2 separate regions of the Homo sapiens genome follow, and region 2 is linked to region 1. The links are chromatin loops, found by intact Hi-C in ENCODE. Cell type or tissue: mammary epithelial cell. All regions are shown on one strand. Links, peaks and the distances in the headings refer to the core of each region. The heading gives the core; the rest is flanking DNA.

Region 1 (12,607 bases), core at 1,671-9,670:
AGAAAAGGTGGGTAATAGGTACTATAACATCCCAGTAACAGGACTGCAAAGAGGATACTCGTTTGCTAGCTCCCAAGAGAATGCTACAGGTTAAGTTGTTCATTGACTTCAGAAGCTGCCCAGTTTGCTTGTACCAGACTTTAGTTTTTCAGAGCATGACTTGATAGCATAGGCTGGGCATAGGAGAATTTGAGCAATTCTTTTCGTCGTTGCCTGCGTAAGAGTTGACTGTGTGGCAATTAATAGGCACTGTTTGCATGTGCCGTTTGTGTATGTGTGTGCTTCTGAGGAAAGTTCACCAAGAGATCATTTTGTTCTGTTTATTCGGAATTCAGTTTCCGAATAAACTGAATTGTTTATATCCATTTAATTGACTCACCAAGTTAAGCAAATTTTACAAATTAAATGTCAACTAGAAAGTCAACTTCAGTCATCTAATTCATTACTTAAGGAAATTAAGTAACTGCCTGCCTGTAGTATAAATTTAGACAGTCTTTAAAATGCGTTTGGAGTATTTGCTTTAAACACATGTAAATAAAATAAGTACTATTCTAAGTCCTACAGGAGAATATGAAGTTTTTGTATAGGTAAGCAGTTTCTGGAAATCTGATTGCATGTGAACGTATTACATAATACTAAAGTGTGAGCTGTAGAGCAGACAGTTCCAGCTTTGTAGAGATCTACAGCTTGTACATTTATAATTGCTAGATGTGTCCATTAAGTTCTACTAGCTCTAAAACACTTTTGAAGACCTGGAGCAGTAGGTCATGCTTGTAATCCCAGCACTTTGGGAGGCCACGGTGGGGGGGGAATCACCTGAGGTCAGGAGTTCGAGACTAGCCTGACCAACATGGAGAAACCCCATCTCTACGAAAAATACAAAATTAGCTGGGACATGCCTGTTAATCTCAGCTACTTGGGAGGCTGAGGCAGGAAAATCGCTTGGACCCGGGAGGTGGAGGTTGCAGTGAGATGAGATTGGGCCATTGCATTCCAGCCTGGGCAACAAGAGCAAAACTCCATCTCAAAAAAAAAGAAAAAAAAGAAAACAAAACAAAACAAAAAAAACTTTTGGGGCAAATGTATTTTACATCCTCAATTATAAGTTACAGTAATTTTATTTTTAACTTTATGGCATTCTTTATTTTAGTTTTACATTTTCATATTCCTTAACTTCTTAGCATGAAAAATTTTAAACCTGTGAAACAGCTGCAAAAACAGTACCACAAATACCTGTATTATACTCATTACCTGAAGTCACCACTTGTTAACATTTTGATTTGGGTATTTGCTACCCTTCCCCCTTCCCCCTTCCCTTCTTTTTTTTTTTTTTTTTTTTTTTGAGAGGGAGTCTCACACTGTCGCCTGGGCTGGAGTGCAGTGTTGCCATCTTGGCTCACTGCAACCTCCACCTCCCAGGTTCAAGTGATTCTCCTGCCTCAGCCTCCTGCGTAGCTGAGATTACGGGCGCCTGCCACCACACCCAGCTAATTTTGTGTATTTTTAGTAGATACAGAGTTTCACTATGTTGGCCAGGTTGGCTTTCTTTCTTTCTTTTTTTTTTTTTTTAATTAGAGACACTTGAGCCCAGGCTGGATCTAAACTCCGGGCTGAAGCGATCCTCCTTTCTCAGCCTTCGGAATAGCTGGGATGACAGGTGTGAGCCACCGTGCCTGGAATTCCCTTATTTCTTTTGCACAGGCATGAGCTTTCTCTCCATACACAGGTGCACACACTTACTTTACTGAACCATTAGAGAGTTGTAGACAGCAGATCATTTCACCCCTTCTTGGAAAAGGGCATTCTATGTAGCTACAGTCGCCTTATCACACTCAGGAAACTTAGCGCTGATATATCTACTATTATTAAGATACAATGTAGGCCAGGTGCGGTGGCTCATGCCTGTAATCCCAGCACTTTGGGAGCTGAGACGGGCGGATCACTTGAGGTCAGGAGTTGGAGAGCAGTCTGGCCAACGTGATGAAACCCCATCTCTACTGAAAATACAAAAATTAGCCAGGTGTGGTGGTGCATTCCTGTAGTCCCAGCTACTTGGGAGGCTGAGGTGGGAGAATTGGTTCAACCTGGGAGGCGGAGGTTGCAGTGAGCCGAGATCGTGCCATTGCACTCCAGCCTGGGCAACAGAGCCAGACTTTGTCTCAAAAAAAAAAAAAAAAAAAAAGATGCAATGTAAACTCACATTCCTTCAGTTGTCCTAATAGTGTTCTTTTTCCTCCCAATTCAGGATCCAGTGAAGAACTACACATTGCATTTAGTTGTCATGTTTCTTTAATTTCCTTTCCTCTGGAAGTTTACTTAGCTTCTTTTTGTGACATTGGCACTGTGACAAATGACATTGATATTTGAAGAGTCTAAATCTAACCCAGTTGTTTTGAAGACTGTTCCTCAATTTGGAATTCTCTGATTATATCCTCATGGATAGATTTGAATTAAACATCTTGGGGCTGGATTGCTCTGAGGGATGTCTTTCTCATGCATCACATCATTATTGGTGCTGTGAAATTGGATAACTTGATTAAGTTGATGTCTGTCTGGTTTCACCATATCCTGTTGCCAACAACCTGTCATTTAGTGTGGTTACAGTAACTTCTCAAGGGTAAAAACTGCCTTAAAAAAAAATTCCACAACACATACAGCCCGTTTAGGACTTCATAAAAAGGTAGATAAGGTACCTCTTGACCTTTTGTTAAATAAAGAAGGGCCTAGCATACATTGGCATTTTGTCAGAGTATTTAGCTGGGTTAAAAACAATTATCTTGCTGATAAAAGAAAATCAATGAATAAATCAGTTTCTGTCAGCCAGAGTCTGCAAAATGCAGTACCTGTGTAAACATCGATTGTTCTCTTGATCCCAAAACACAGATTCATTAAAACTTATGTGAAAGAGAGTTTTCCTCCTTTATATTTGTTCTAGAAGAGGCAAAGAATGTTCTTTGGATTCTTACATTACAGTATTGACTTTTTCAGTGGCATAGTAACTTGGAATGGCCAAGGACAAATTTTCGCAGAGCGTGCAATATTCTGAATGACAGAGAAGGGGCAATGATTTGGAAATGAAATTGTAACGGTGCACCTGGGATGGATCCGTTGGTCCTGAAGAGAAACAATATTCATATTTTTTCTCCAGTTAACTATTCCAGGAAGGGATGTCTTAACGCCTCATATTTTGGAGAGCACAGGGAGTTATAACTCAATTTCAAGCAAAGATAGGAGGAAGCCAGTGGGCTGATTTCCTGATTAAGCAGGCAAAGATGACATGTGGTTTGATTTGTCATTTTCAATTTTAAATGAGCTCTGTCACATGCACTAATTATGCATTGTCTTTCCTGTGTTAGATTCCTTTCAAATATGATACTCTTTGTGACTTCAGTGTGTTTGTGGTCATTTGGGCAAAGCAGCACTTTTGTGAAATCGTAGCTTGAATCACTGGTAGCATTTGGTAAGCTTCACAGAGCTGATTTGATTACAGTGCTGACATCACTGTGCTGATGACCTAAGGCCTAGGTTGAGCCCTGTGTGAACCACTGTTGGTTTTGCTTTATTTATTGACTGGGAAATCAACTATCTGTTTGGCCCATGCTTTTGAAATCTTGGGTCATCATTTGCATCATCTCACTGCACTCCTGGTTTAAGACATACAGGGGTCTCTGTTGCACAATATGTCAAGCACAGACCCCTCTACCTGATTTTTCAGGATTCTGCATTACCAGTTTCCATTCATCCAGTCCAGTCTCATTTCCCACAACTCCATAGTTGCCTTCCACTTTATTTAGACTTCTTACTGTGTGACCTTGAGCAAGTTATTTAATTTCTGAACCTTGGCTTCCTGTCTATAGAGTAGGAATCATACGAATAGCTTCTACATCATAGGGTTTTTAATGACAATTAACTGAGATAATATCTTTTAAAAATAATAACCTTCCATTATGGAGATGTTAATACAAGTACCAAGAACTGTGCTAAACTTTTAAAATTTGTTGTCTCACTTCATCATAACAGTTTGATGAGGTAGGAGGAGCTGGTGGTAGTGGTAGTTGCACAGGTAGTAGTAATGATAACGTTGGTGCTTATTGAGCACTTAATATGTTCCGGGTATTTTACATGTTTCCAGTGAACCCTGTGAACAGTCTTACAAGGTTGATACTATAATTGCCATTTGATAGATAGGAAATTTAAGCATAATGAGATTAAGTAACTTGCCCAGATTCACATAGCCAAAGAATGCAAGAGCTGGATTGAAATCCAGGCCACACTTTTAGATACTAGTTTCATCCCATTTTTAGTTTAGAAGGAAAACTTAGGGAGTAATTAACTAAAACTCTCACAGCATATAAATGGCAGAGCTAGAATGTGAACCCAAATCTGATTTCAAAACTATATTCTTTGTCATACTCCACTGCCTGCAGACTGCTGAAAACAATGCTTTCTGATATGCTATTGTAGAGTGGATCGATTGTGATTTAATATACATCACATTGTTGTTTCTTCACTCAGGAAAGATGGCATATTGCCTGGATTAACTGTTACACAGGGAACCAGGCTTTTGGCCACTGCTTGCCACCCTGACTGTACCTGTTGAGTTGACGTAGGTGGTGAACACCCTGGGAGCATGGTGGATATTTGGCAGGATACTTGCCCATGGCTGGAATTCCCAGTGGTGACATTGGTGTTAAGTGGGCCATTTCTGTTGATTCAGCAGGAGGACGTGGCTGCCCAAGATGTCAATAGCTGATGGGAGGCAGATAATAATGGGGAGAGGACATGGCTGTTGGATGGGACAGCACTTTGTTCCCAAGTCTGCTCTGAAATTGCCCACAGCTAGCTAAACCATGTTGGACTTAAGACATTTCTCAGTTTCAGTTTTAGGTGGTAGTCCCCAAATTCTAAAAGCGGACTACTACATCTTGACAGGAATTCTTTTTTTTTTTTTTTTTTTTTGAGACAGAGTCTCTCTGTGTTGCCCAGGCTGGAGTGCAGTGTCGCGATCTCGGCTCACTGCAAGCTCTGCCTCCCCGGTTCATGCCATTCTCCTGCCTCAGCCTCCCGAGTAGCTGGGACTACAGGCACCTGCCACCACGCCCGGCTGATTTTTTTTTGTATTTTATTGATTGATTGATTGATTGATTGTAGAAACGGGGTTTCACCATGATAGCCAGGATGGTCTTGATTTCCTGACCTCATGATCCGCCTGCTTCGGCCTCCCAAAGTGCTGGGATTACAGGTGTGAGCCACCGTGCCTGGCCCCCAACTTGACAGGAATTATTATTATTATTATTATTATTATTAAGACGGAGTCTCGCTCTGTCGCCCAGGCTGGAGTGCAGTGGCGTGATCTTTGCTCACTGCAAACTCCGCCTCCTGGGTTTATGCCATCCTCCTGCCTCAGCCTCCTGAGTAGCTGGGACTACAGGCGCCCGCCACCACACCTGGCTAATTTTTTGCATTTTAGTAGAGACGGGGTTTCACTGTGTTAGCCAGGATGGTCTCAATCTCCTGACCATGTGATTCGCCCGTCTTGGCCTCCCAAAGTGCTGGGATTACAGGTGTGAGCCACAGCGCCCGGCAGATGGGAATTCTTTTACAGATATTTGATACCCAGAAAGGGGTGTGAGCCCAGACTGATAACTTACTTTTCTTTTTCAGGAAGGATGTCGATTCTGCGCTTCTCAGTAACTACGTGGTAAATTGAACTGTTACATTTTCCTCTCTGATAATTTGCCCTTTGCTTGTAAGATTGTTGAATTGATTTTGGTTAGAAATGACTGAATTCAGACTAGGTGCAATGGCTCACGCCTATAATCCCAGCACTTTGGGAGGCTGAGGCAGATGGATCACTTGAGGTCAGGAGTTCGAAACCAGGCTGGTCAACATGGTGTAACCCCATCTTTACTAAAAATACAAAAATTAGCCAGCTGTGGTGGCACGTGCCTGTAGTCCCAGCTCCTTGGGATCCCAACTGAGGTAGGAGGATCACTTGAACCTGGGAGGGGGAGGTTGCAATGAGCCAAGATCACGCCACTGCACTCCAGCCTGGGCAATAGAGCCAGGCTCTGTCTCCAAAAAAAAAAAAAAAAAAAAGGATGTAGTTGAATTTTCCACTTCAAAACAAGACATGTGGCACCATCTAGTGGACCTTGGAATAGTCTAAGCTTTATATGTTATACGTATACGTAGTACTTCAGGGAAGCTGGGAAGACTCTAATTCAGAGCAGGCAAATTTCAGTAAATCTCAAAGATTCTAGATAATCATTTGGGATGTAGTCATAGGATAGAAGCATCTATTTTAGAGCTGTTTCTGCAAAATTTCCCATTGAAATATTTATGCTTTTTCCTAATTATCACCCTTGATATATTTATATATTTATAATGCTTTTATACATTGTTATTTTAATCTTCAAATAGTCTTTTGGGTATTAACATTGTTATTTTGAAAGTGAGTTTAGTTGACTCACCTTTCTGAATAGTAGAAATTAACAAATTTATAATTTTTGGGGCCTAGGGTGGGGTTCCCAGGGAAAGGAAAAGAAGGAAAAAGATTGGTAAGACGGAAGATATTCCAGCATTTTTGCCTCCTATTTGGCACTAGCAAAACCATCTGATAGGCTCACTCCAGGTGTAGAAAGAACCATTTATACCTTGACTGTGAATTTTCCATGTGCTAGAGTCTAAACTCAGGAAGACTCAGAGGAGGTCTAGAAGGTAGTAGCTTAAGTGCTGTGGCTCATGCCTGTAATCTCAGCACTTTGGAAGGCCAAGGAGAGAAGACTGCTTGAGGCTATGAGTTAGAGATCAGCCTGGGAAACCTAGCAAGACCCCCAGCTCTTAAAAAAATAAATTAGCTGGGCATGGTAGCAAACACCTACTATGGTCCTAGCTACTTGGAAGGCAGAGGGGAGGTTTGCTTCAGCCCAGGAGTTTGAGGTTACAGTGATGACCACTGTACTCTAGCCTGGGAGACAGCCTTTGGGACCCTGTCCCCTAAAAAAAGCTCCCAGAGTGGAAGACAGCAAAAAGAAAGAAACCGCCTCCCTTCCACATCCCCCCAAAAGAAAAGAAGGTAGTAGAATAAACAGAGTTGGCCATATTCTTTCCTCTCTAAAGGCTCAGTCTCAAGTGGTTGCAGCTTAGAACAGGAAGGAAATGGTTGAATGGTTTTTGGCCAAGCCTTTGGCTTTTAGGAGCCTCCTTGTCCAGTTTGGACTTTGCTAGGCGTTTGGGTGTTTTATCCATTGGGGAAACATTGCATTCATTGATCTCATGCCACTATTTCTGAAAGGAACAGCAGATGAGAGGGGTCGCATTGTATTTAGTGATGGTGTGTGAGCCTGCATTTTCTTCACTTCTGTGGTAGAATCTCTAAAACAGGAATGAGACTGAGATTCCCCCCTGCCTCCAGCACTCTAATGCATGCATGTTTTATCCTTGTGGGGAAAGTTTGCTTCTAAAAATCCATAGCATTTTTTCCTCCCCTTTTTTTGGTAAACTCTGTCTTATCACTTGCTTCAAAATTTTTCTTTTCCAGAAAGAAATTATTATGTTAGATTTTTTTTTTTTTTTTTTTTTTGAGATTGAGTCTCACTCTGTCGCCCAGGCTGGAGTGCAGTGGCATGATCTCGCCTCACTGCAAGCTCCACCTCCCGGGCTCATGCCATTCTTCTGCCTCAGCCTCCCGGGTAGCTGGGACTACAGGCGCCCGCCACCACGCCCGGCTAATTTTTTTTGTATTTTTAGTAGAGATGGGGTTTCACCGTGTTAGCCAGGATGGTGTCGATCTCCTGACCTCGTGATCCGCCTGCCTTGGCCTCCCAAAGTGCTGGGATTAAAGGTGTGCACCACTGCACCTGGCCTATGTTAGATTTTTATACTAGAGAAGCAGAATTCTTTTTTAACAAAATATTTGTTTTAAGAAAATTTGCTTTCAAATAGTATATTTTTGAGATCAGAGGAGATTAGTGATGTGTATATTCATAGGAAATGTTTGAAATTGTTTTTTTTTTTTTGAGATGGAGTCTTGCTCTGTTGCCCAGGCTGGAGTGCAGTGGCGTGATCTCAGCAACCTGCAACCTCTGCCTCCCAGGTTCACGCCATTCTCTTGCCTCAGCCTCAAGAGTAGCTGGGACTACAGGTGCCTGCCACCACGCCTGGCTAATTTTTTGTATTTTTAGTAGAGATGAGGTTTCACCATTTTAGCCAGGATGGTCTTGATCTCCTGACCTCATGATCCGCCCGCCTCAGCCTCCCAAAGTGCTGGGATTACAGGCATGAGGCACCGCACCTGGCCATATTTGAAATATTTTAGGTAAATTAATGAATTTGGATTATTTGGCTTATATAAAAGAGCATTTTTTTAATGTCATATGCCTCTGGGACTCATATTTGCTCAAATCCAAGAATTGGAAGCTGCGTAATGGGCGGGTGAAAGGAAGTACTACAGTTTCCTGTTTATCCTTCAAAACCACTGACCTTAGATAGATATATTTCTCAAATTTATTCATAAACTTCTTTTGTGTATCTTCTCCTGGGTGTTTCATTTACTAACTGATCTGAAAGAGCAGCGTAAAGAAAGTGGAAAGAATAAACACAGCTCTGGGCAACAGAACTTGAACACTATCACCTATGAAGTAAGGCTGGGCTTCTGCCAGGCCTACCTAAAGTACCATTGAGGGAGGGGGGTTTATTCTCCCAACGACTGGCTGCTGAAATCAAGATCGCCTTTTATCTGATTTGAATACTTTTACTGTAACCTGATTTTTATTCTGTTTATAAAAGTGGGAGGAGTTTGGTCAAGTGTAGTGTTTAGCCAGCTACAAAGTTAGAAGGAATAGTCTAAAAGATTGCTCTCACTTCTCCTTGAAAGGGAATCACTGCTCACTGCAGCCTCAACCTCCCAGGCTCAAGTGGTGCTCCGAGCTCAGCTTCCCAAGTAGCTGGGAATATGGGTATGCACTGCCATGCCTGGCTAATTTTTTTGTTGTTGTCCAGGGTGGTCTTGAATCCCTGGGCTCAAGGGATCTTCTCACCGCATCTTTCCAAAGTGCTGGGGACTTAGACACTTAAGGCTATTGTTTATTTTTCAAGTTTCAGATTCTTCCCAAAATATGTAATTATAATTCCTCTCAAATTATATCTGTATTCTTCTTCAAAAGCCACAAATTCTGTGTAATCATGAGAAAATATCAGACCATTGCAAATCAATTTTAAAAAAACACCTTTTATTTTGAAATCATTTTTCTTTTTTTTTTTTGGAGATGGAGTCTCCCTCTTGTTGCCCAGGCTGGAGTGCAATAGCACGATCTTGGCTCACCACAACCTCCGCCTACCAGGTTTAAGTGATTGTCCCGCCTCAGACTCCTGAGTAGCTGGGATTACAGGCATGCGCCACCTCGCCTGACTAATTTTGTATTTTTAGTAGAGATGGGGTTTCTCCATGTTAGTCAGGCTGGTATCGAACTCCCAACCTCAGGTGATCCGCCGATCTTGGGCTCCCAAAGTGCTCGAATTATAGGTGTGAGCCACTGCGCCCAGCCATTTTTCTCTTACATAAAAGTTGTAGAGACAGGTGCTGGGAGTTCTTGTGTACCCTTCCCATAGTTTTCTCCGATGTTAACATCTTACATAACCATGGTCTATACCATGAAAAACCAAGAAATTAACATTGGTACATACTATTAAACTAAGCTAAAATTTTATTTGAATACCTTGTTTTCCCACTGCTGTTTTCTGAGTTCCAGGATTCAGTTCAGGATACCATTTTTTTTTTTTTTTTTTTTTTTTTTTTTTTGAGAGGGAGTCTCTCTCGCTCTGTCGCCCAGGCTGGAGTGCAGTGTCATGATCTCGGCTCACTGCAAGCTCCGCCTCCCAGGTTCACGCCATTCTCCTGCCTCAGCCTCCCGATAGTAGCTGGGACTACAGGCGCCCGCCACCACACCTGGCTAATTTTTTGTATTTTTAGTAGAGACGGGGTTTCACCGTGTTAGCCAGGATGGCCTCAATCTCCTGACCTTGTGATCCACCTGCCTCGGCCTCCCAAAGTGCTGGGATTACAGGTGTGAGCCACCGCACCTGGCTCAGGATACCATTTTATATTTAGTTAACATGTTCCCATAATGTCATTTGTTCTGTGTCCTTACTCTTCCTTTGTCTTCCTTGACACTTGTGAAGGGCTGGTCAAGTATTTTGTAGAACGTCCCTTGATTTGTGATTGTCTGACGTTTTCTTATGATTACACAGAACCTGTGGCTTTTGAGGAAGAGTACCACAGAGGTGATCTCCCCTTCTCGTGTCCTGATATCTCAGGGTACATGATATCGATGTTTCTTTCTTTTTTTTTTTTTTTTTTGAGATGGAGTCTCTCTCTGTTTCCCAGGCTGGAGTGCAGTGGCACAGTTTTGGCTCACTGCAACCTTCACCTCCTGGATTCATTCCATTCTCCTGCCTCAGCCTCCCGAGTGGCTGGGACTACAGGTGCCGGCCACCATGCCCGGCTAATTTTTTGTATTTTTTTAGTAGAGACGGGGTTTCACCGTGTTAGCCAGGATGGTCTCAATCTCCTGACCTCGTGATCCGCCCGCCTCGGCATCCCAAAGTGGTGGGATTACAGGTGTGAGCCACCGTGCCCGGCCAATGTCGGTGTTTCTTATGGCTACTATTGTTAACTTTGGTCATTTGGTTAAGATAGTATCTGCCTGGATTGTCCACTGTAAAGCTACTGTTTCTTCATTTCCATATTATGTTAGAAAGGATTCACCAAGTTCAGCCCATATTCAAGGGGAAGAGGGAGATTAAGCTTCACCTCTTGAAGGGAGGGATATCAAAGAATTTGTGGATATATGTTAAAACCACCACAGTAATTAAAAAATATTTTTTGGGAGATGCTTTGTGGCTAGGAAAACAGCCTACCCTTTGCTTATGCTTTTAACCACCAATTTTAGCATTCATTGGTGGATCTTTCCTGAAGTAATTATAACTATGGTACAGTTGCCTGATAGTGATTTAAAAATTTTTCTCATTCCTTCTATGCTTATTAGATTTTTATATATATATTTTTTTAAGAGACTAGATTTTGCTGTGTTGCTTCAGGCTGGTTTCAAACTCCTGGCTCAAGTGATCTTCCTGCCTTGGCCTCCCATAGTGCTGGGATTACAGGTATGCACCACTGCACCCAGGTCATATGAGTTAGAATTCTTCCATAAGAAAAAGTTGTCTCTTCTTACCCATTTATTTATTCATTAGTATATATCCATGTAGACTCAAGGCAATTTATTTTATTCTTTGGGTTCCCCCTTTAAAAAAATTGTCCGAAATATAACATAATTGTCAGAGTGAGTTTTTTTTTTTTTTTTAACATCAGAAAAGTTTTCTCCTAAAATTTCATTACTTATTCTTCCTGTCCTAGCTACTGGTTTTCTCTTTCAGGAATTCCAATTACATGAAGATTGGTTCTCCTGAACACCTCTTTGCTTGTTTTATACAGGATTTATTTATTTATTTATTTATTGAGACAGAGTGTCACTCTGTCACCCAGGCTGGAGTGCTGTGGTGCGATCTCAGCTCATTGCAACCTCTGCCTCCTGGGTTCAAGTGATTCTTCTGCCTCGGCCTCCCTAGTATCCGGGATTACAGGCATGCACCACCATGCCCAGCTTTTTTTTTGTATTTTCAGTAGATATGGCGTTTCACCATGTTGGCCAGGCTGGTCTCGAACTCCTGACCTTGGGTAGTCTGGCCACCTTGGCCTCCCAAAGTGCTGGAATTACAGGTGTGAGCCACTGTACCCGGCTTGTACAGGATTTTTAAAACAAAATTTTAGAATTTTAATTACAGCCATTGCGTTTCCTTTTTCTCATTCAGGGTTCTTTGTGTTATGTTTGGCTTTTTTCTTTTTCCAGACGTGAAAATACATATCAAAAACACTGTGCAGGCACCAGAGTCCTGAGATTGTCAGAGAATTTCTCACAGCAATGAAAAGCCACAAGTTGACCAAGTAAGTTAACCTCTTAAGTAGGAAGAGAGTGACACATGGTGAAATGATAGCTGAGGAAAGCCATTCGTAGCAACCGTGTATTGATATTCAGCTGAGTTTGGATTTAAAGGAGGATTATAGTATTGTAGATGAAACAATTAAACGTTAGACATAGGGACCCTTCTAGAGTAAGGAACAAAACTTAATGGGGTTTTAAAAATCTTTTCTTGGAGTTCCAGTTTGTATGACCTATCCCATCACCCCCACTCCCAGAATTCAGACCAAATTGGATGAAAAGTAGGGTTGACAAGTTAAAGTACTTTTTATAAAATTGATCAATGAAGTCCTTTGATGTTTGTGTTTGCTTGAGGCAAAAGTGGCTTGATCATATTCTGTGAGTTCTTGTAGTGTCCAGTTCCTTTTCTTGGTCTGGAATGAGTTCAACCTATTAAAATCGAAAACATCATAGATCAAGAGTTTAGAGGAGAAAAAAACTAGCCCAAGTTTTTTAGAGTCAGTTCTAGAGCTGATAAATTTCAAAAGCTTTTGTCATTTCACTTAGAATAATCAGTAACTTTCTTTTGGAGGACCCATTTGGTGTTACATCAGGCACACAGGTGGTAC
Region 2 (12,607 bases), core at 2,399-10,398, 330 kb before region 1:
TTTTACTTCAATAATACAACTAATTAAGGGTTGTTGATTTTTTCAAGTTGCTACTTGGCATGTGAAACAGTTTCTTCCTCAGTAAATTTGAATACCAAGTGTCTATTCTGTGATTGAATGAAGCAAGTATTTTACACATGGGAAACCATTGTTAAATGATTGTATTATAGAAAGGGGTGGATGGGACGGGAGTAAGGGAGGAGCGGATGTCACCATGCCTGTCCCTGTGCTCCCCACCCACCTCCTCTGTTCCTGCTCCCCATGGTGTTTGTCAAGGGGCACAGTGCGCTGAAGGAGGGGTTACCAGGTGGCATATCCAGAAGACATCATTCTCGGCTTCATGGAATCCACTTACTTTGATCTAATTTGTTTACTCATGAAATTCATTCAACGGGCCGGGTGAGGTGGCTCCCAGCACTTTGGGAGGATGAGGCAGGCAGATCACGAGGTCAGGAGTTCAACACCAGCCGGGCCATGATGGTGAAAATCCACCTCTACTAAAAATACAAAAATTAGCTGGGCGTGGTGGCAGGCACCTGTAATCCCAGCTACTAGGGTGGCTAAGGCAGAGAATTGCTTTAACCCGGGAGGTGGAGGTTGCAGTGAGCTGAGATCTCACCACTGCACTACAGCCTGGGTGACAGAGGGAGACGCCATCTCAAAAAACAAAAACAAACAACAAAACAAAAAACAAATTCATTAAACGTTCACATCAGCAGCTTCTGAATGTCTTTTTTTTTTTTTTTTGAGATGGAGTTTAGCTCTTGTTCCCAGGCTGGAGTGCAATGGCGCAATCTCGGCTCACCGCAAGTTCCTGCCTCAGCCTCCCGCGTAGCTGGGATCACAGGCATGTGCCACTACGCCCGGCTAATTTTGTATTTTTAGTAGAGACGGGGTTTCTCCATGTTGATCAGGCTGGTCTTGAACTCCTGACCTCAGGTGATCCGCCCGCCTCGGCCTCCCAAAGTGCTAGGATTACAGGCGTGAGCTACCATGCCCAGCCAGCAGCTTCTGAATATCTAAGCCAATTGTTAAACATAATCATGTTACTGGATTCTTAAAACAAGCTGGAGGCTGGGTGCAGTAGCTCACACCTGTAATCCTAACACTTTGGGAGGCTGAAGCGGGTGGATCACCTGTGGTCACGAGTTTGAGACCAACCTAGCCAACATGGTGAAACCCCATCTTTACTGAAAAAAATACAAAAAAATTAGCTGGGCATGGTGGTGGGCACCTGAATCCCAGCTACTTGGGAGGCTGAGGCAGGAGAATCGCTAGAACCTGGGAGTCGGAGGTTGCAGAAAGCCAAGATTGCACCACTGCACTCCAACCTGGGTGATAGAGGAAGACTTCATCTCAGAAAAAAACAAAAACAAAACAAGCTAGAGACGGGTTTGTTTTAGCTTCATTTTCAAATTGTGAAGACAGGCAGTGAGAGTGAGTGGGTTGTCCAAATTCAGGCAGCAAGCTGGAGACCACACGGTCCCTGGCCCTTTGCAGCCAGAGTGTGTGGGCCAACTGTGTAGTGGTATGCACTCCCACTCTGTCTGCCAGCACTACCATGTACCATGTCTAGCCTCATCACCTGGAGACCTGGGAGTCTTCTTTGGTTTTCTCTGACCTTTGCCACCAGATCTGCTTACTTGCAAGTCCTGTCGGTTGTACACCTCCCAGCCTTTCCCCATCTTCCTCCTTTTTATTTTGGTCATTGTTTCAACCCAGCTAGAATAATATCTGGCCCAGATTATTGCAATAGTTCCTAGTTGGGAGTCCTCTAAACTTTTTTGTTTAAACAATGATGGCCGAACAGGTGGCTCATGCCTGTAATCCAAGCACTCTGGGAGGCTGAGGCAGGAGGACCACTTGAGGCCAAGAGTTCAAGAGCAGCTTGGGCAACAGAGTGAGACCCCACCTCTACAAAAAAAATTTAAAACTTAGCTGGGTGAAGGAAATGTATACAGTGGTCCATTTCCAAGACAAAGTGCCTTAAATCAACTTAGGTCAGTAGACTACAGAAGAAAACAGGATACAGTAGGCTCCTGCTTGGACAGCCAATGCCTGCTTGTCACCCCCCCCCAACCCCCTTAGTTACCCTCACCTGAACCAAAGAAGTTTAGTCTAAGATGAAAGTTTACTAGCTGCAAAATAGCTCGTGTTGCCTGTTCTTATCAGCCTGCCCCAGCTACTTAAGTCATAAGTCAAATACCTGAAGAGCCCCTGAGCTAACTAGGATTGCAATGCATTGTGGGCTGCAACAAAACGCAGCAGGACAACCCTAAAGAAAACACCCGAAGCCCCTACCCAACGACCAATAGGCAATGTCCGGGAAGATTGTGACCCCATAATACACAGCCCATGAGGAACTGGGGGAGGCACCTGTGCACTAGGGGATAAATTGCTTGTTGAAACTGTGCTGGGTGTGCCTGCTGCCAGACACCCAATATTACAAGAGCATCATTAAAAGTCTCACTTTCGCTGTTCTCCAGGTCTCTGAGTCCATTCTTTGGGTTTGGAGGGGTGAGTTTGTTTCTCATAATGGGGAATAAAAATCAAACATTGCCTTGGGGGCAAATATTGGTATCTAGGTAGGTTATAGCTGAAGATGTTCTGTCATTCTGATATGCTCTAGAGTGTTATATGACCTTGTCCCCACAAAGTTAGTGACATAATACTAACACAGGAGACAAGGGAAAAAAGAGGTTATGCTGGAGCTGATTTAATTGCTACTCGGAAGTTGCAGCAGTTGAGTTAGACTTCATGAGGAAATAGGACTTAAGATAGCTGAGCTCTTAATGAGGTTGTGATTTCCCAGGTAGGGGGACTGGGTGTACGAGCATCTGGAAGAAGAAAGTGAAGAGAATGAAACAAGGGAGGAGAAAGGCACCGTATATCAGGGAGCAGTAAGGCCACATTGTGGCAGCAGAATAGCTTAGACATTTATTATTAATTTTTTTAGATGGAGTCTCACTCTGTCACCAAGGCTGGAGTGCAATGGTGCTATCTTGGCTCACCACAACCTCCGCCTCCCAGGTTCAAGTGATTCTCCTGCCTCAGCCTCCCGAGTAGCTGGGATTACATGTGTGTGCCACCACACCTGGCTAATTTTTGTATTTTTATTGGAGATGGAGTTTCACCATGTTGGCCAGGCTGGTCTCCAACCCCTGATATCAGGTGATCCACCCTTCTTGGCCTCCCAAAGTGCTGGGATTACAGGTGTGAGCCACCATGCCTGGCCAGCTTAGACATTTAGATGTAATGTTAGGCATTGGAGAATTAAAGGTTTTGGAGCAAATGAGTGACTTAAAACAGTGTTAAACACAAGATTGATCTGACAGCAGTATTTTTAATTTTTTTTTTTTTTTTTTGAGAGATTCTCCCTCGTCGCCCAGGCTGGAGTGCAGTAGCATGATCTTGGCTCACTGCAACCTCCGCCACCCAGGTTCAAGCAATTCTCCTGCCTCAACCTCCCGAGTAACTGGGATTACAGGTGCACACCATGCCTGGCTAATTAAAAAAATTTTTTTTGTAGAGACAGGGTCTCCTTATGTTGCCCAGGCTGGACATATTCATTTTAAATGGAAAGGGACAGGGCTAGGGAAGTGGACTGCAGAGGACATTAGAGTCAGGCTTGTGCCTGGGCCCAGCTACATGCCAAGTCACCTGTGGCACTAGGTGGGGGGCCTTGTGTAAGTGACCTGACCTAGTTGAGCCTGTTTCCTGATCTGTAAAACAGTATGTATGTCAGAAGGCTCTTTGGAGGATTAGTAATTCACCAAGTATTTTACTTGGTTTCTTTTCTTTTCTTTTCTTTTTTTTAGACGGAGTCTCGCTCTATCACCCAGGCTGGAGTGCAGTGGTGTGATCTCGGCTCACTGCAACCTCCGCCTCCCAGGTTCATGCCATTCTCCTGCCTCAGCCTCCCAAGTAGCTGGGACTACAGGCACCCGCCACCACACCCAGCTGATTTTTTGTATTTTTAGTAGAGACAGGGTTTCACCGTGGTAGCCAGGATGGTCTCCATCTCCTGACCTTGTGGTCCGCCCACCTCGGCCTCCCAAAGTGCTGGGATTACAGGCATTAGCCACTGCGACCGGCCTTACTTGGTTTCTAGAAAGTGCCAGTTTGCTAGGTGCCAAAAGTACAACAGACAAGAAAAAACATAGTCTTGGAACTCCAGGAACTTATTGGCTGGTGGAGGAGACAGATAATAAAAAAGGCAACAAACAGATGAAACACTGCAAAGTGTGACCATGAAGAAGGCAAGCAGCGGGAGAATTACCTTTTAGTTTAAGAGGCCAGGGAAAATCCCTCTGAGTAAGTGAGGCTTACCGAGACCACAGAATTGAGAAGGAGCCTATCAGACAAAGAACAAAGGGGGCTGGGTGTGGTGGCTCACGCCTGTAATCCCAGCACTTTGGGAGGCTGAGGAGGGAGGATCATTTGAGATTGGGAGTTTAAGACCAGCCTGGTGAACATGGTGAAACCCTGTCTCTACTAAAAATACAAAAATTAGCCGGGCGTGGTGGCACATGCCTGTAATTTCAGCTACTCGGGAGGCTAAGGCAGGAAAATTGCTTGAACCTGGGAGGCGGAGGTTGCAGTGAGCCGAGATTGTGCTACTGCAGGCCAGCTGGGTGACAGAGCAAAACTTCATCTTAAATAGCCAAAGGGAAGAACATTCCAGAGAGAGGAGATATGTAGAGACAGGAAGAACTTGCTATGTTCTGAAAATAAAGATACTTCTAGAGCACAAGCGGTGAGGTTGGGAGAGAGGCCTGCGATGAGATGGAGAGGAGGACCCTGCCGGCCCTGACAGGAGTCTGGACTCTTTTAAGTGAAATGGAAGCCACTGAAATGTTTCAGGCGGGGAGGCTCCTGTCCAGATGTGCATTCTAAAAACTCTTATTCTGCTGTGATCCAAAAAATACGTTGAAGGTAGGATCAAAGATCTTGGATGCGAATGGAAAGAGGGAGGAAAAGGGTGAAATCAAGTGTGACTCTTCAGTTTCTGGCTCAAGTGACAGTAGAAAATACTGCAGTTACTGATATGGATATGACCTAAATGGATAGGTACAAGTTTTGGGGCAGAGATGGGATAACATGTTATATACCCTTTTCATGGCTGGCACATATGTGAACACACTCAATATGGGAATTATTACTACTATCTGGACATCCTGGGTTTCATAACAAAGGCTTCTAGAAAACAAGTGGAAATAGTAACTTCCATGTCCTTAAATACAGTCTGCAAGCATGAAATAGAACAGGATTCTCAAAGTGGATGGCAATAGGTTCTCTCTTGAAATAAAAAGAAAACTTCACTACAAAATGATAATGCAGGCCAAGCACCGTGGCTCACACCTGTAATTTTAGTACTTTGGGAGGCTGAGGCAGAAGGATCGTTTGAGCCCAGGCTGGGGAATGTAGCGAGACCCTGCCTCTACCCACCACCCCCCTCCAAAAAAAGGTGATGGCTCCAGGGGAGTATCTACAATACAGCCAACCAAGGAAACTTTGGTTTATCACATCAGCATCTGATAAGGTCTGTGCTTCTCTGAAATCACATTAATGAAAACATGTAACTACCAGAATGCTTCACATTGAAAGCTTTTATTTTGAAAAATAAAATACAAAAGTCATTAGGTTGTAAATGTATAATGGTAATTTCCCAACTTCTCAGAAACAATACAATGAATTAAATAATTAGGATATTTAATATTATTCACATCAATACACTTAAACAGGCACACGTGTTCTACAAAACATTAGAACATGTACAGACAACCTATTTCAAAAGGAGACTGCCCAAGTCTGCTTACAGGATCCCATTTTTAAACCCTCTCCTTGAAAACAAACGTCATAATGTAAGAAAAGAGAACAAGAGGAGTTTTAACAGGAAACACATGTTCCTTCTGGGCTCCTTACTGCAGGGCTGTGCATGAAATCGGGATCAAGAGCTCTTTGCTCAGGAGGCAGATCCCTCACGAGGCCCAAAGCTGTGCGGACACCTCCATCCTCTCAGTGGGAGGAAACTGGCAAATGCACAGGCGGCGCAGCCAAGGTGCAGACGCTCCACCAAGCTTGGCAGGGGACAGCCAATCCTAGGAATTTCCCTTCTGCTGAAAAGGCAGCAATCTTTCCTAGGGCGAACAAACAGAATGTGGTTACAGGTGTGGAGTCCCGGTGTGTTCTCCCTGTGTCTTCGTCTCTTCCTTCCCAGCTACAGGCCTAGACAAGCCAGGCGGTTGGGGAGGTTCCTGCAGATCAGGGGCCAGGAGGATGGATGTTGAGAACAGCTGCCTCAGGAAGACTGCCTGGGAGGCACACACACCCTCACTCTGGTGCTTTCAGATGCATGCAAGTAGCTGCTGGGTGCAAAGCAAGCAGATGGCCAAAACCAGGGCTGCTCCTGCCCATTTCTAAATAACTGACTGTCATCTGCTATTGTTGCTACTGTGGGGGCACTGTCAGGGGCACCAGATGTCCAGGGGTCAGCACCATGATTCCTCGTGTGAAGAAATGGGTCCTAAGGTTCTTAAAGTGTCCAGGGGTCAAGACCCTGATTCCTCCTTATGTGAAGAAATGGGTCCTAAGGTTCTTCAAGTGTCCAGGGGGCAGCACCCTGATTCCTCCTCATGTGAAGAAATGGGTCCTAAGGTTCTTTAAGTGTCCAGGGGGCAGCACCCTGATTCCTCATGTGAAGAAATGGGTCCTAAGGTTCTTTAAGTGTCCAGGGGGCAGCACCCTGATTCCTCCTCATGTGAAGAAATGGGTCCTAAGGTTAAGTGTCCAGGGGTCAAGACCCTGATTCCTCCTCATGTGAAGAAATGGGTCCTAAGGTTCTTTAAGTGTCCCAGGGGTCAGCACCCTGATTCCTCCTCATGTGAAGAAATGGGTCCTAAGGTTCTTTAAGTGTCCAGGGGTCAGCACCCTGATTCCTCCTCACGTGAAGAAATGGATCCTAAGGTTCTTTAAAGGAAGCTCCAGAGAACACAGATACTGTTATTGAAATGCCAAAGGGACCCAAAAGATAAGAAAGATAGTATCCATCCTAAGGGCTTTGCTGTGTCCCCAGTTCTCCTGAGTCCTCCTCAGCACAGGTTGGCCCCTCCCAACCTCCACACACAAGCCAGGGTGAAATGCTGCAGAGGCAACTGCTGATGCGGTCCATCCTACAACACGCTGGTAAAGAAATGAGGCCTTGTGTGTGTTTGGTGGGGCGGGCAGGGAGATTACCTATGAAGTTTGAAAGCATTTTGTATAAACAAAATTAGCCAAGGCCTGATAACTGCTGTTAAATATGCAGACCCACAGGGCATAAGACTAACATTCAGCATTTGCTCCTCAGCAAAAAGGAAACCTGAATCCTAGAACCTGTCAATATTAGCAGCTTGCTGCCATCTGGGATTTTGACATGACGGACCAGCGTCCATGTGCTTCTTATGTCTATAATCCATCAACGCACCGCAAGTCACATTCAACCTGTTTTCTCACTAGCAAAACAGGAATACTACCAGCTTGCCAGAGTGGTTTGAGAACTGAATACAATTTTATATATAGATGTATATATAATTTAGCGTATCTGTTATATATATATCATCTTATATATATGCAAATAAAATCCTTGGTATTTTATGCCTGGTATGGAGTATGCACAATACATCATTATATAAAGTAAAAATAAAAACATTATATAAAAAAAAAAAACAAAGGTCAGCAAGTAAACTATGAGAAAAAATCACTATCAATATCAGATTTTATTTTTATTTATTTATTTATTTATTTTTGAGACGAAGTCTCGCTCTGTCACCCAGGCTAGAGTGCAGTGCTGCAATCTCGGCTCACTGCAACCTCTCTGCCTCCTGGCTTCAAGCAATTCTCTTCCTTCAGCCTCCCGAGTAGCTGGGACTATAAGTGCCCACCACCACGCCCAGCCAATTTTTTTTTTTTGAGACGAAGTCTCTCTCTTGTCACCCAGGCTGGAGTGCAATGGCACGATTTCGGCTTACTGTAACATCCACCTCTTGGGTTCAAGTGATTCTCCTGCCTCAGCCTCCCAAGTAGCTGGGATTACAGGTCCCTGCCACCACACCCAGCTAATTTTTGTATTTTTAGTAGAGACGAGGTTTCACTATGTTGGCCAGGCTGGTCTCGAACTCCTGACCTTGTGATCTGCCCACCTTGGCCTCCCAAAGTGCTGGGATTACAGGCATGAGCCACCATGCCCAGCCAATATCAGATTTTTTGAAAAGGCTGTTCAAGTTACAACTGATCAAAGGCTTTGCCACATCATTTGGAGCAAAACTGATCTTAAGAAAGTTTGGGTGGATAAGCAGAGACTGAAAGTCTGGGACAAGGGTATGAACTCTGAGCAGCTGCACCTGGAGATCTGGGCTGAGAAACCAGCTTTGCCACTCATGAGCTGGTGTCCCTGGACATGTGCCTGATGAGGGCCACATACTCAGATAGAAAAAGGGCTGAGAAGGCAAGGCTGGCCTTGTCTACAATGTAGCACTTAGTCCAATGAGACAATATAGGTTACTCACATAAGCCATCCATAATACATTAAAACAAGCAAGGGCAAACTTGAAAAACCAACCAAGAAACAAACAAACAAACAAAAATTGCAGTAGGGCAAAAACATCTGCAAGTCCAGCACACGAAGAAAGCCACTGGAGGTGGGGATGGGTGGCTGGGGCCCTGGCTGAACAGGTAACCAGAAGTAAACAGCCACTCTTGAGTTCTGGGTTTCCTTGCCTATGGACTATGGTCCTGACAAACGACCTGCTCCCTCTGGGACCAGCTTCCTTATCAGTAAACAGGGAGTTGGGCTTGATGGCCTCCAGGTCCCTTTCAGCTGAAATATTTCATGGTTCATAATGAAAATAACAATACTATTGTGCGCTTATTATGAGCCAGGCTCTTGGATGATGATTAATTCTCACCACCATGCTCTTGTTAATATTATCCTCATTTCATAGATGAATAAATGAAGACACAGAGAGGTGAAGTAATGTGCTTGCTTCCACACAGAAAGTGAAGAGGCAGGATTCCAACCCTGGCAGACGGACTCCAGAGCTGTGCTCTCCACCTTGGCCACCCAGCCCCCTGCAAGAGCCCGAGTGGGAAACAGAAAGACCTGGCAATGTCCCCCAACCCTCACCTCATGTATGGAAGAGGCTCCTGGTTCTGCTACTCCACTTGCTCAGTCTGTTGAAGGAAAGAAAAGATGTTTTAATGTCCTTGAAGTTGGTCAGCATGAGAAGTGACCGTCCCCACTGAAACATGAGGGGTGGCCCGCAGGCTCTGTTCACTTTCAGATGAACTCAGTGCACTACTGTGGTATGCTCAAGAATCTGACTGGCCTTTCCCCCTGGTTCCTGGGAGGGAAATGCCGAATCCTTGGAATTTCCTGGGTAACAAGAGTGTCTTTGTTATTTCTGATGCCCTTGGATCACATCTGGATTTATGTTATGAGATGATTCAGGATGGGGCTGCTCACCACAAAGACCAACCATGGGATCAGGGGCTGGGGCTTGGAGCCCACGTCAACTCTGGGGAGGGGAGGTTGGCTGGAGATTGAGTTCTAACACATGACCAACGATTTGATCAATCTTGCCTGCATAAATAAACCCCAATAAAAATGCTGGGTGTGGAAGTTCAGTGGCACTTCCCGGTTGGTGAACACATGGGTGTGCCGGGAGGGTGACGTGCCCTGCTTTCATAGGGAGGAGGCACAGAAGCTCTGCATTCAGGACCCTCCTGGGCCCACTTCTATCTTATGGCTGGTCCTGATCTGCATCCTTTATAAAACTGTCATTGTTAAGTACTACACTTTACCGAGTTTTATGAACCATTCTAGCTAATTATTCAATCTGAAGGTTCTATGAGTTTCTGCTGATTTTCATTAGAAGTTAAACTGAAGACCTTATGGGCCCTTTTCTACGTGTGTGTGTCTCTGTGTGCACACTTCTGCATGATTGTTTCTTTTTTTAATAGACAAGGTTTCCCTCTGTAACCCAGGCTGTAGTGCAGTGGCACAATCACAGCTGTCTGGGCTTAACAGATCATCCTGCCTCAGCTTCCCAAGTATGCCACCACGCTCAGCCTTTTTTTTTTTTTTTTTTTTTTTGATGGAGTCTTGCTCTGTCACCCAGGTTGGAATGCAGTGGCGCAATCTCGGTTCACTGCAACCTCTGCCTCCTGAGTTCAAGCAATTCTCCTGCCTCAGCCTCAGGAGCAGCTGGGATTATAGGTGTGTGCCACCACACCCAGCTAATTTTTTTTGGTACTTGTTTTTAGAGATGGAGTTTTGCCATGTTTGCCAGGCTGGTCTTGAACTCCTAATCTCAAGTGATCTGCCCGCCTCAGCCTCCCAAAGTGCTGGGATTACAGGTGGGAGCCACCACGCCTGGCCCTGCCCAGCTAATTTTTTGATAGAGATAGGGTCTTGCTATGTTGTCCAGGCTTTTTGCCCAATTTAAAAAAAAATTCCCTTACGATGATGATCTATATTCCACAGATGAGTTTTTTGTTTGTTTGTTTTTTGTTTTTTTTTTTGAGAGGGAGTCTCGCAATCTTTCCCAGGCTGGAGTGCAGTGGCACGTTCTCAGCTCACTTCAACCTCTGCCTCCTGAGTTCAAGCGATTGTCCTGCCTCACCCTCCCAAGTAGCTGGGATTACAGGTGCCCAACACGCCCAGCTAATTTTTTTTTTTGTATTTTTAGTAGAGATGGGGTTTCACTATGTTGGCCAGGCTGGTCTAAAACTCCTGCCCTCGTGATCCAGCCGCCTTGGCCTCCCAAAGTGCTGGGATTACAGGTGTGAGTCACTGCACTCGGCTCCAGATAAGTCCTTTGTTTCAAATATATTCTCCTACTTAGGCTCACTATTTTACTCTCATGATTTTTATTACATAAACATCCTCAATTATAATGTAGTTCATATTATCTACCTTTAAATTAATAATCAGTACTTTTTAGGGCTTAAGAAATCCTGTCCTCTTATGGTCATAAAGATGGTTCCTCTATTATCTTCTTCGTTTTTATGAGACAGGATTGACTGCCCAGGCTGCAGTGCAGTGGTGTGATCTCGGCTCATTGCAGCTTCAACCTCTGGGGCTCAGGTGATCCTCCCACCTCAGCCTCCCAAGTAGCTGGGACTACAGGCATGCACCACACCCAGCTAATTTTTTGTATTTTTAGTAGAGATGAGGTTTGGCTATGTTTCCCAGGCTGGTTTTGAATGCCTGGACTCAAGCAATCTGCCTGCCTCCCAAAGTGCTGGGATTACAAGCGTGAGCCTCATGCCTGGCTCTTCTATATCCTCTAACAACTTTCATTATTTTGCCTTTCACATTTAGGTGTGCAATCCATTTGGAAATATTTTTAGGTATGTTGTGAAGCAGGAGTGTCCCTTTAGTTTTAGTCTCAAATACCTTTTCTTGACTTCTTCAGATTTGTTATGCAAACCGGCTTTTGGAATTTTTTTTTTTTTTTTTTTTTTTTTTTTTGAGACAGACTCTCGCTCTGTCACCCAGGCTGGGATTACAGGCGCACACCACCAAGTCTTGCTAATTATTTTATATTTTTAGTAGAGACGGGGTGTCACTGTGTTGGCTAAACAGATCTTGAACTCCTGACCTCAGGCAATCCACCCACCTGGGCCTCCCAAAGTGCTGGGATTACAGGCGTGAACCACCGCACCTGGGCGCTTTTGGATTTTATATTCCTTCAAGACAGCCTCTTGGAATATTCTCTGGCTCCAATTTCCACAGCCGGTGTCAGTCTGTTCATGAATCTGCCCAGGTTTCTGGGACATCATGCCCAGCCTGGGCCCAGAGCTCTGTGTCCCCTTGTCTGCACGAGGTGGTCGGATTCTTCTGGATAAATCAGGAGCTCCTTGAGGTCTTTCTTTCCCCCGTGACTCCTGAGGACTTACTCTAATTCCTCACCATAGTAGACACTGGGTAAACAATTGGTGAATAAGTGAATGAATGGATGAATAGTAAATATATGTGAATAAGAATATGCCTTGAAAGTACTTTGAAACACTCAAGTCATATGTATCAATTACTGGCGGCTAAGTGTTTTCAGAAAAGGGTCAGGAAGGAAGAGGCTTCAACTCTGGTGTGAGACATGGCTTCCCTCAGAGAGGGCAGCCCATTTACTCCAGGCTTGCATCAGGCAACTGGACTTCACACAAGTCTCTGAGGTGCTGTTGCTTCACCAACCTCTATCTGGAACGCTTTCAGAAACTGAGTTCAAAACTGAGTCTCCTCTTCCTATTGACAAGCTAATCACTGACAGCAGCAGCCTGGAGGCAACATGCATCATCGCCTTGCTGGAAAGGGAAGTCGGCTGCACTCAGGCCATGAGTGTCCATTTTTTCTGACTTCCATATGGGCATGACAGTGATGCCCAGAGGCAGGATGCCGGGCTCCTCTAGGCATGTCAGCCGTGAGACTCCCTGTTTCTTTCCAACCCAGGAAACAGGATTGGAATGCAAGTCAGTGAGAGAAGACGTTACAGGGAAAACTCTGAATCTGCTTAATTTTTTTTATTTTTGAGACAGGGTCTCACTCTGTCACCCAGGCTGGAGTGCAGTG

The links. A loop is a pair of places that touch in the nucleus more often than their neighbours do. Peaks named below come from ENCODE experiments on the same cell type or tissue, not always from the same donor. Only the 100,000 strongest peaks of a DNase experiment are listed, where the experiment ranks them.
Region 2: it touches region 1 in a loop (3-fold over the local background); 1 of 110 quality-filtered maps calls a loop at or near these places.

What each region holds. Positions count from the first base shown.
Region 1 is chr7:66,024,594-66,037,200 of GRCh38, reverse strand. LOC105375336 (a long non-coding RNA gene) reads left to right here. Exons shown (of 5, transcript XR_002956511.2): 3 at 5,665-5,701; 4 at 11,910-12,004. It also overlaps the pseudogene LOC100419772. Among named protein-coding and RNA genes, the nearest start is that of ASL, 45 kb to the left of the region's middle. In mammary epithelial cell, for the core only: a CTCF peak has its summit at 6,151 (motif pointing left); a DNase peak (open chromatin) is centred at 6,140.
Region 2 is chr7:66,353,428-66,366,034 of GRCh38, reverse strand. It overlaps TPST1 (tyrosylprotein sulfotransferase 1), which reads right to left. Exons shown (of 6, transcript NM_003596.4): 5 at 9,164-9,210; 6 at 5,592-6,140. The coding sequence ends at 9,193. Among named protein-coding and RNA genes, the nearest start is that of LINC00174, 41 kb to the left of the region's middle. RefSeq lists a silencer at 3,411-3,575. In mammary epithelial cell, for the core only: a CTCF peak has its summit at 6,073; DNase peaks (open chromatin) are centred at 6,194, 9,514 and 10,094; H3K27ac peaks cover 5,347 bases.